2 separate regions of the Homo sapiens genome follow, and region 1 is linked to region 2. The links are chromatin contacts, found by Hi-C or POLR2A ChIA-PET in ENCODE. All regions are on one chromosome and are shown on one strand. The core of a region is the stretch at or near the end of the contact, and the rest is flanking DNA. Distances in the headings are between cores, read along the strand shown.

Evidence for each region. Hi-C counts contacts between places; a loop is a spot of excess contacts on that map. ChIA-PET counts read pairs that join two places held with the same protein, here RNA polymerase II (POLR2A). Pooled maps may share reads with other maps.
Region 1: a loop to region 2 is called in a map of OCI-LY7, with 6 times the contacts of the local background. The contact joins two enhancer-like sites. A Hi-C loop is called at or near these places in 2 of 168 maps with a recorded cell type or tissue (GM12878 and OCI-LY7), 35 of 37 single-sample maps with no recorded cell type and 8 of 50 pooled maps. POLR2A ChIA-PET finds 5 or more read pairs at or near these places in 5 of 52 experiments (AG04450, GM12878, OCI-LY7 and 2 more).

What each region holds. Positions count from the first base shown.
Region 1 is chr11:128,729,435-128,734,185 of GRCh38, forward strand. All of the region lies in intron 1 of FLI1 (Fli-1 proto-oncogene, ETS transcription factor), which reads left to right. Among named protein-coding and RNA genes, the nearest start is that of SENCR, 36 kb to the left of the region's middle. RefSeq lists enhancers at 4,572-4,751, 4,615-4,751. Within about 2 kb of position 1,722, at least 7 of the 41 ENCODE cell types and tissues checked have a DNase peak (open chromatin) inside an H3K27ac peak, as active enhancers do; they include GM12878 and OCI-LY7, where a contact is called at or near this core.
Region 2 is chr11:128,548,474-128,552,964 of GRCh38, forward strand. The region is part of intron 3 of ETS1 (ETS proto-oncogene 1, transcription factor); the gene reads right to left. Among named protein-coding and RNA genes, the nearest start is that of ETS1-AS1, 25 kb to the left of the region's middle. RefSeq lists enhancers at 2,536-3,077, 3,959-4,028, 4,141-4,230, 4,441-4,491 and a cis regulatory region at 4,432-4,491. Within about 2 kb of position 2,623, at least 8 of the 41 ENCODE cell types and tissues checked have a DNase peak (open chromatin) inside an H3K27ac peak, as active enhancers do; they include GM12878 and OCI-LY7, where a contact is called at or near this core.

The DNA of each region.
Region 1 (4,751 bases), core at 472-2,971, 180 kb after region 2:
CCACTGTGTGTTCAGCTTTCAGTGATGAGACTGAACAATGGTTGGCGATGCTTTGCATTTAAAGAGGTGGGAAAAGAAAAGGATCAGAGTGGAGGTATGTGAGGCATATGGCACTGCCCGGGGGAAACACGAGTGCACCAAGCAGGCTCCAGAATGAACTCAGGACTCAGGACAACTGAGGTCCCCTTTTGCTCCCTTTGGTGTCCTTTTACCAGTCGTCATGTACACTAAATCAATGCACATACCTGTCACCCCTTTTTAAAAGGATGGCAACCAGATCATTCACCTCTCCTTCCCCATTCCAAGAGCCCGGTTCTTGAGAACCAGGCTGGAAGAGCATGTCCCAGGTACTGGCTGGTGGGACTGTGGAGATGGGAAGCATTTTGACCTTGTTCTCCAGAATGATTTTTGCTAAAGAGATGCTTATTTTTTCAAAATGCAATTCTATAACTTTAATGCCTTTTCAGAACAGAAGAACTGCACCTTTTAGGCACCATGTTGATTAAGTGGCCCTGTGTTAGGGAGTGCTCTGAGGAAACTATGTTGATCTGGCATTTGACCTTGAAACATTTCTAATATCAGAACACAAAGTTCATTCATGTTGCCAGAGCTAGCCAACTGAGTTAGCAAGGGAAGTTTCAGGAAACAGAAAAGTCGAAAATCTTGAAATCTGGATTCTTTCTGTTCTCAAGTCCCACTCTGATTTGTATATTATCACCACCTTGACTATGCCTACCTTGTATTGTGCATTTGTTAAGTGTGTACTGTGTTAAAAACTTTACTTATATCCTCTCATTCCATCCTCACAACCCTATTTTACAGATGAAAACTGGAATCTCAAAGAGGTTTCCTAATTGGCTGAGGTCACCCAGACTGCGGGTGTAGGCCACACGTTTACGCTCACCTTTGTGGGTCAGCCTCTCAGTAGCTGCGCTGCTCATCCTATTCATTTCTGTGCTTACTCAATAGGGAGAAGAGCTGGGTAAGGAGCAAATCGGTGCTACTAAAGTCAGGCTCAGTATCAAGAACATGCATTCTATTCTAGAATGCTGATAAATACACTGGCAGTCCCAGAAAGTCACTTCCAAAGCAGTAAAGAAGGGCTCTGGAACAGACACATGTTTTCATTTCTTTTTGAAGGCTTCCCTTTGAGAACAAAGGTGGTCTGTGGTGCTGGGCCCTTCAAGCCCTGACACCCACTCCTTTTGTCTCTGCCTCTTGGGATCTTGGGAGAGCTACACCAAGGGCTGCGTGATGGATACACCACGAAGGGGTGTATTTATTTATTTGCCAGGGAAATGTATTAGGGAGAAGCAAAGACTAATTAATGATTTTCAAGGGAAACTCAATCTATGGAATGAATGGTTTTCCCAATGGGCTGTATTTAGAGGCTCACAGAAATCCTGCATGCTTCCATTGCCGTTTCCCATCCTTTCTTAGCCTTTGCTGAATGTGTCCGGAAATCTTTTGCAAAAGAAAAGGCACCAGTCTGTTTGCCTTGAAAATGAAGAAACCAAAAGGTGTAACATCCTTCTTCCTTCTCAGGTGGAGTAGTTAATTTTACAAGTGCTTCGAGAGGTCCTGAGGAAAAGGCACATGCCATCATGTCCTCTCCCCGTGAAAGAAGTTCATAATAATCTGTGCAAAACAGCACCTTTGGATAAGTTCAATGTGGCTATATATAGACGCTTGGCCGTTTCCTGTTGCTCTTGCAGCTTGCACAGGTTTGAAGGTAGGGTGAGGCTGTGACCATAAGCCACACGGTGACATGTACATTAGCCATGCCCTCTGCTTCCTGTGCTGCTTATGACCTGGGCTGGACTAACCCCAGCACTGCTCAGGGGCAGGGAGCCCTTAGGACCTAAATGTGGGGGGGTTGGTGAGTTTGCTCTCATCTTCTCTGAGCACAGGTTGCCTGGCTGCAGATAGATGGTGCAAAACACACCAGCGAGCCAGTGTGCTTGTCTAACGGTCTGCTCGTGTAACTTTTGCACCACAAAACAAGAGGTCAAGTATGAAAGGGTGGTTAACAAATTGAGCAGCCCTTTTTTTTTTCTGTTAAAGGGGCCGTGTCAGAAAAAACAAACAAAAAACAAAAACAAAACAAAAAACAAAAATAAAACAAAAAACAAACAAAAAAACCCTTCCTGAGTGAACTTGCATGAAAAATCATTTGGCAAAACCCAAAGTTCATAGCCATGTGCTGAAAAGCCATCATGCTAGAAACGGTCATCGTGATTTGACCTCAGAACCGTCTCCTATTTTAAGATTTCAAAATGCTTAAGTAGATGGGGCGCAGCGGCTCAGGCCTGTAATCCAGCACTTTGGGAGGCGGAGGCGGGCAAATCACTTGAGGTCAGGAGTTCGAGATCAGCCTGGCCAACATGGCAAAACCTTGTCTCTAATAAAAATACAAAAATTAGCTTAGTGTGGTGGCACACGCCTGTAATTCCAGCCACTTCGGAGGCTGAGGCAGGAGAATCACTTCGAACCGGGAGGCGGAGGTTGCAGTGAGCCGAGATCGTGCCACTGTGCTCCAGGCTGGTGGACAGAGCGAGACTCCATCTCAAAAAAAAAAAGAAAAGAAAAGAAAAGAAACAAAAATTGCTTAACTAGACATGTCATGCAATTTTGGAGAAGAGATGAGTGGTAAATGTGACTCCAGCTTTACTAAACAGTGAAATAAATTAAGGCACCAAAGCATGCTGAGCCTTGTCTAAAATCCTATAGCAGAAGAGGCCAGAAAAAAATTCACTGGTTCCCTTCTTTCTCCATCCATTCAGCCAATCAGTACCAGATTATTCTCCAGCTATCTTCCCCCCTTCTCATCTAGGACATCTAAGGTAGAACCGTGCATCTTAAAAAAGCTTTTCAGGAAATTCTGATGGGCAGACAGAACCAACGTGAGTCTATGTCATTTTGACTCTCATGTTCTATATGGGCTGCTAAATAAAAACTTTGAAAGTCTTTCATGTGACAAATAGTTTTGGAGTGCATACTCTGCCAGGCATTGTGCTAAGTCCTTGGGGACACAGGTGAACAAAACAGAGGAAGACCCTGCCTCCATTGAGTGTAGTCCAATGGGAGAGCGACACAAATCACACTTTTGCATAGGTGAATATCTAATTATACATGTGGTAGGTATTATGAAGAAAAACTAGAGTGCTCTGAGAAAGACGTTAAGGCCGGATAGATACAAGCCTGGGATTGGAGAAGTCAAGGAAAGCCCCACTTTTTTACATGACATTTACACAAAAATGATTAAGATGAGAGGAATATGCTTCGTTGCTTCCAACACATAACCAAAGCAAGTTATGATTCTAAAAAACCAACTAGTTACCAAAAAAGAAAGAAAAAAGTAAATGATCTCTTGGGCTTGACATGCCCTTGTTTTGCCCAGAGAAGCACACTTCCTTTTACAATTGTTTGGGAGGTTTGTGGCAGAGAAAGAGAGGAAAAATCAGATCTAGAGAAGTAGAGTCCTTCAGCGACTTGCAATAGTGGCTCTTACTAAAGCATCTCATTGCTTCTCAAATGTGTCCAAGGGATGCTCAAAGCTGCTTTCTCAAAACAGGATTCTGTGTTCAACTGAGTGTGGGAAATTCAAAGGAACTTAAACAAGTCTCTTTGCATCAGGACTTATCAGAGCCTTGAATATACTAATGGAGATCCTGAAGCTCCAAGGGAAAGGGCCGCACAATGCAGTCTGCAGCGTTTTCCAATCAAATTTGATTGCAAGAGGTTTTTTTTTTTCACTGAGTACCTAACTCAGTGGCTCTGAAACTTACATCTGCACAAAATTCCCTTGGGGAGTGTAAAGAATGCTGATTCCTCGGCTCCAGCTCCAGAGATTCTAATTCACTGGATCTGGAATGGTCCCGGGAATCTTCATTTTTAACAACACTTCAAGTGATTTTGAGGCAGCAAGTCCAGGATCCACACTAGGAGAAAAACTAGTAGGATTAGTGTCCTGCTGGTGTCCCGGAAGCATCTCAGTAGCTCTACACACTCCGCCATTCAAGCTTTCTCAGCTTCCCCTCACTCTTTAGAACCTGGCTGATGCTGAGTGAACACGGTCAAGTTAGTGGGCCAGAGTAGATAAAAATAATGGAAACATGCAAAGTGAGTCACAGACAGCAAATCCAACCATTGCCTAGAATTTGTTGGGTGTCACAGGTCAAGCTACAAAGATCACATTCGCCATTTGGACTCAGTTGGCAGGAATGTTATGCATGTGTGATATAAGATGCTGTGCGCTGAAAGTCCCTGAAGCTGTGCAAATACTGGATCCAGCAGAAGTTTTCTCTGTTGTGCCCATCTGCCTTTGTCTAATTAGCCAAGGGTCACTTTGGCTGCCTCCCTTCCTTTCACATGGAGCAAAGGTACCCAGAGAGGCACATGTTGATGCATTCATATGCAAAGAAGTTCTTGTCTTTCTCTCTCTCAAGTCATTGTTCAGTGAGGAGTCAGCTCCCACATGCTCCTCCTATCTGGGCTGCAATCAGCACAGTGAGGAGAGGAGCGACAGAGCACATGATTATGACCGGGGCTTGCTGCTGAGCTGCAGGGGTTCAGAGTACTGCTACCTGTGCAATGGCAGCTTCCCCAGAGCGCCCAGGGGCTCCGAGGCCACAGACAGAAAATATCTTTGCTACCACGTGCTGAAAAATATCCCCAAAACCATTTGCCAAAGATTTGACTTGGTTAAAAGCGAGGTGGAGAGGGGTGGTTAAACAGGGGAAGCTATAGAA
Region 2 (4,491 bases), core at 1,373-3,872:
CCCAAACAGCCCTACCCAGCTCTCTTGATCCTTTGTTAAACGGTAACGACACACACTCTTACCTATCTCTCTATGTCCCCAACCTATCTGGAACTCCCTGTAACCTCTTGCAAAACTAAATCTAAGCCCAGAATCTCTTCTGTTCCAACCGTCTATTTCTTAAGCCCCGCTTGGGGCCCAGGCGCTGCCACAGGCCGAAGGGCGAGGTTCGGGCCGAGGCAGCCCACGCCCGTCCTCTCCTCCCTCCTCTCCTGGGAGTGGAAAGCTCGTCCCGGGACGCCCCAGCTCCGGGCCGGCTTCGCCTGCGCCCGCGTTGCTGGCAGCGCCGGGGTTAACCCTCCCGCCCTGCGGAGCAATGATTTCTGTTTTATTTCAGCAGGGGAAGTGTGTGCTGCCTGATTAGCCTGATGGTTTCCTCTTTTCCCATAACCTCCAGACCCCCATGGCCCAAGTGTTTACTCTCTGAAATAAAAAATCTGCTGGTGTTTTTCTTTTTGTGTGCTCGTGTATTTTGGGAGGATTGCAGGGGAGGAAGGCGGGGTGGGGTTAGGGACCGGGAGGCTGGGGGAGGGGAGCGGGCCGCCTCCTCCAGCTGCAGGCTCCGGGCTGAGACCCCTGGCTGCAGTGCAAGAAAGCAACTTATTAATGAGGGAGCTGGGTCTCCTGCCTCGGCAGCTATAAACACAGTGAACATCTGGAGAGAGAGCCCGTGTCTCTAGGCGGCCAGACACAGCACTACAGGCTGTCCCTGCGGCGCAGCCCGCCCCCACCCTCCACTCTCACGCGCCCCTCGCCCCTCGCCCCTCGCCCCTCGCCCCTCTCCTGGGCTCCGGCTCCCACCTCATCGGCCCACCCGAAGATGTCCATTCACCCAGTGCCGCGGCCGGAGCCGAGCGGGGCCTGACGCCAGCCGGCGGCGTCCACCGTCCCACCCCCGTGCGAGGAGTTCCAGGAGAGGGGTCAAACTGCTTGAATCGCATAAGAACCCGGTGCCCCAGGGACCTTTTCCCAACTCGGACCAAATATTTGTGGTTTGAAAAAGTTGAGAGAACGTTTTTTCTCTCCGCAGCCCCCTGGGAGTCCCAGCGCAATGCTGTTACTTCCTAGGATGTTCGAGAAGCTGCGAGTTCGAGGGCGGGCCGGCGGAAGGCTTGCCTTTCCACTGTCACTCCACGAACCCAGCCCAGAGGCTTCGGTTTGTCTGTCTTGGTTTCCTTCCTTCCCGGGGACCTAAAGGGGTGATTTACATTTGTAAAGGCCTTTCCAAGCCCTCCTTCCTCGGGGCTGTTGGGGTCACTCCTGAGAGCATGGGGTCTCTGGTCTCTAACCTGGGTGTGCAGCTCTTTCTGGCCCTCACCAGGCTGGCCTCTCCTTTGGCTGGTGAAATGAGGCACAGTGGGCAGATGCTAGCACATTAGCCTTGAGCAAGATAAGAGTGGGCAGGACTCAGATGTGAGTGGGCATCTGGTTTCTTCGATTCACCTAAATCCACACTCACACCATGGCGAAAGGAAAAAGAAGAAAAGCAGCGTTTATTTATTGGTCCCCTGCGATAGGCCACGACCTTTTAACTATACTACCCTCATGCAGTGGACACAAGAACTCTTTGGAAAGAGTGTATTTCACCTGTGAAAGGTGAGGGTTGGGAAGCTCAGTGGACTTAGCCAAGGCCGAAGGCCTGTACCGGGATGTGCTGCTGGGGTCTTGAGGCATAGGCTGGCTCTTCCCACAACACCAGGCCAAACCCTCTGCTTAGACTTAACACTCTTCAATTATACTCAAAATGTATACCAAAAGACCTTGTAATCTGAATATGAAATAGTACCAGCTCAAAAGCTACCAAGGCAGCAGGAGGTGGGAGGAAAAAGAAAGAGGCCATGTAGGAAGCAGGAGCAACTTCAGTCCACAGCTGATCAGAGGCATGCCCTCCACTTATGGAGAATAGGGTCAGGCATTTGCAGAATCTCAGTATCAGATGAGCAAACTGACAGAGCGAGTGTGCGGGAGATATTAGGCATGTGGACTCTCCCTAGCGGACTGCTTGGGCTAGGCTGGCCTTGCTTTCCTTCCTCTTTCCCTGGCCCTCTCAGAGATGGGATGGGGATATATGGCAAGGCTGTTCCTGCATCAGGCTTCTCTCAGTACTCTCCCCTGGGAGTAGCTTGTCAGGGCAGCTAGGCCCCAACCTCGGCCTTCTGTGAAAGGCTGGAACCTCAGGTAGGGTTACAGCTTGCTCCTCCCAAACAGCACAGCCATCCAGGCAGAATCCAAAAAGGTCCATGTTTCCCCATCTCCCTTAATGTTTGGACTTTATTTAAAGACAGGAGTTTAATTCCCTAGTCTTGTCCTAGAAAATAGTTGGGCATTAGCATAGACAGTTCCTCACTGAGCTAGAAAATTGAAAGAATAAAATAAAATAAAGAGACTGGAGTGGCCCAGTTGTGTTTCTAATTCACTTTGCCTGGACTCCCTGTAAGTCTTCTCTAAGAAGAACCGTCCAGCCTTTTCTCAGGGACAGCATTAGTCCAATATTGTAATCGTCCAATGTTACAACATCCCTAAAGCACACACACTCTCAGGACCGTTCTGTTCTGAAGAACAAAGAACCTGACACACACCCTTTAGAAAAGAAAAGCACACCCTGAATGAGGAAAGAAGAGAGGGGTGCAGCAGATGATAGTCTGAAACACCATTCTGTAAAACCACAGACCTGCCATAAGAATAAACATTTCAGAGCAAGGTGAGTCTCCATTTAACAAGTCTCTCTGGCACTCCCTCAGCGCTCTCAACACTTAAAAGCCAAATTGGAGGCATCTGTGCTTCCTGCTGAGACATCCCACCTGGTTGTGGATAGCCCTTTCCAAACACTGGCCCAGGTTTGATCTCTCCCAGCCGCTAGGCCATATGAGAAAGCCCCAGGAGGGACTATGAACTCGGAATCTCAGCGTATCTCCCACTTGAACTTCCAAAGTTTATTTGGGAAAGACATTCTTTAGTTCCACCATTTTGTTAGTAAATTTGTTTTAGAGATTTTAGTGAGATCCAAAGCCACACATTAATACTGCCAAACTTTATGTCATAAATAAGTGTAATATTTCACATGGAAACCATTTGCTCTAGCATGTAAATGTACACCCACACACACACTTGCATAGAAGTTGTTTTAAAGGAGAACTGAGGCTTCCCCTTTTCCATGTATTTTCTCAGTATCCCGGGCATGGCACTGGTCACCAAACGTGTTCAACCAATCAGTGGGTCACTCTCTGACTCAATGAAACCCAGTTTGGACTCCCAAAATGCACTTTGGGTCAATGAGTCATAATAGCAAATATTCATATCAGGCTTGCTAAGTGACGGCACTGTTTTATGCTTTACACATACTAACTTAGTGGTTCTCAAAGTGTGATCTCTAGACCAGCAGCATCAGCAGCACCTGAGAACTTGTTAGAAATGCAAATTTTTGAGCCTTAGCCTAGAATCACTGAATCAGAAACCCTGGGGGTAGAACTCCATAACCAGTGTCTTAACAAACCCTAAAGTGATTCTCATGTACCCTGGGAGTTTCTGCTTCGATAAGTCTGGGGTACGGCTCGAGATTTTGCATTTCTAACAAGTTCTCAGATGATAGTGATGCTGCTGGTCTGGGGACCATGCTTGGAGAATCATTGGTATAGATCCGGAAACTGGGTTACAAGATTAAGTTGTCTAAGGTCACACAGTTATAACGGAAGAGCTGATGCAAACACAAGCAACCTGGGTCCAGCGTCTGGGTTCTTTCCTACTACACTAAATAGATGTCCTTTCTCATGAAGAATGGGAAGTGGCAGATAGGCTGTGAATGTGGTTGAGTGAAGGTTTTACTGTGTTCAGTGACCAAAGACATAGCAAACTGCATTCTACAAGAAAAAGTATTGTCTTGTTTCTCAAATCAATCAAAGACCATGGTAATAAGACTATAGGTTCCTCCTCATGAAGGTAAGTTGTGTTTCCTATGTTCTCTAGCTCCAGGCTGCTTCCCAGCTCTAAGCAAGTATTTTGCAAAAGTGTACTTTGCTCACAACATCACATCCATAAGTTTGGCTGATTTCAGACAAATCCATCCTTGAAATGAAAAATAATTTGATACTATAACACTTTGGAAGAGTGCTAAGTAAGCATCGTATTTTCTGATATGAACTATGACCATTCATGAGCATCATAAGGGTGAAGTTGAAATCAAATATGGACCGCTGGCATTGATGGGATGGACGAGGTCTTGTGTCCTGTGTGCTCAGCTGGGTCTCTGATGTCGGTTTTGGAAAACAGGCAGTGTCTGACTTCAGCTAGGTCTAGGCACCACTCTGAGGCTCGCTACCGTTACCCTGTGTATCCAACAGGACTGTGGGTAGGAACCAGTCATGACAGTTAATGACGGTAAAACGTCAGTGAGCTCTTAGAGACAGGAGCAAGAAACTGAAACGTAAAAATGATTCTTGTTATGGTGGTTGGAGA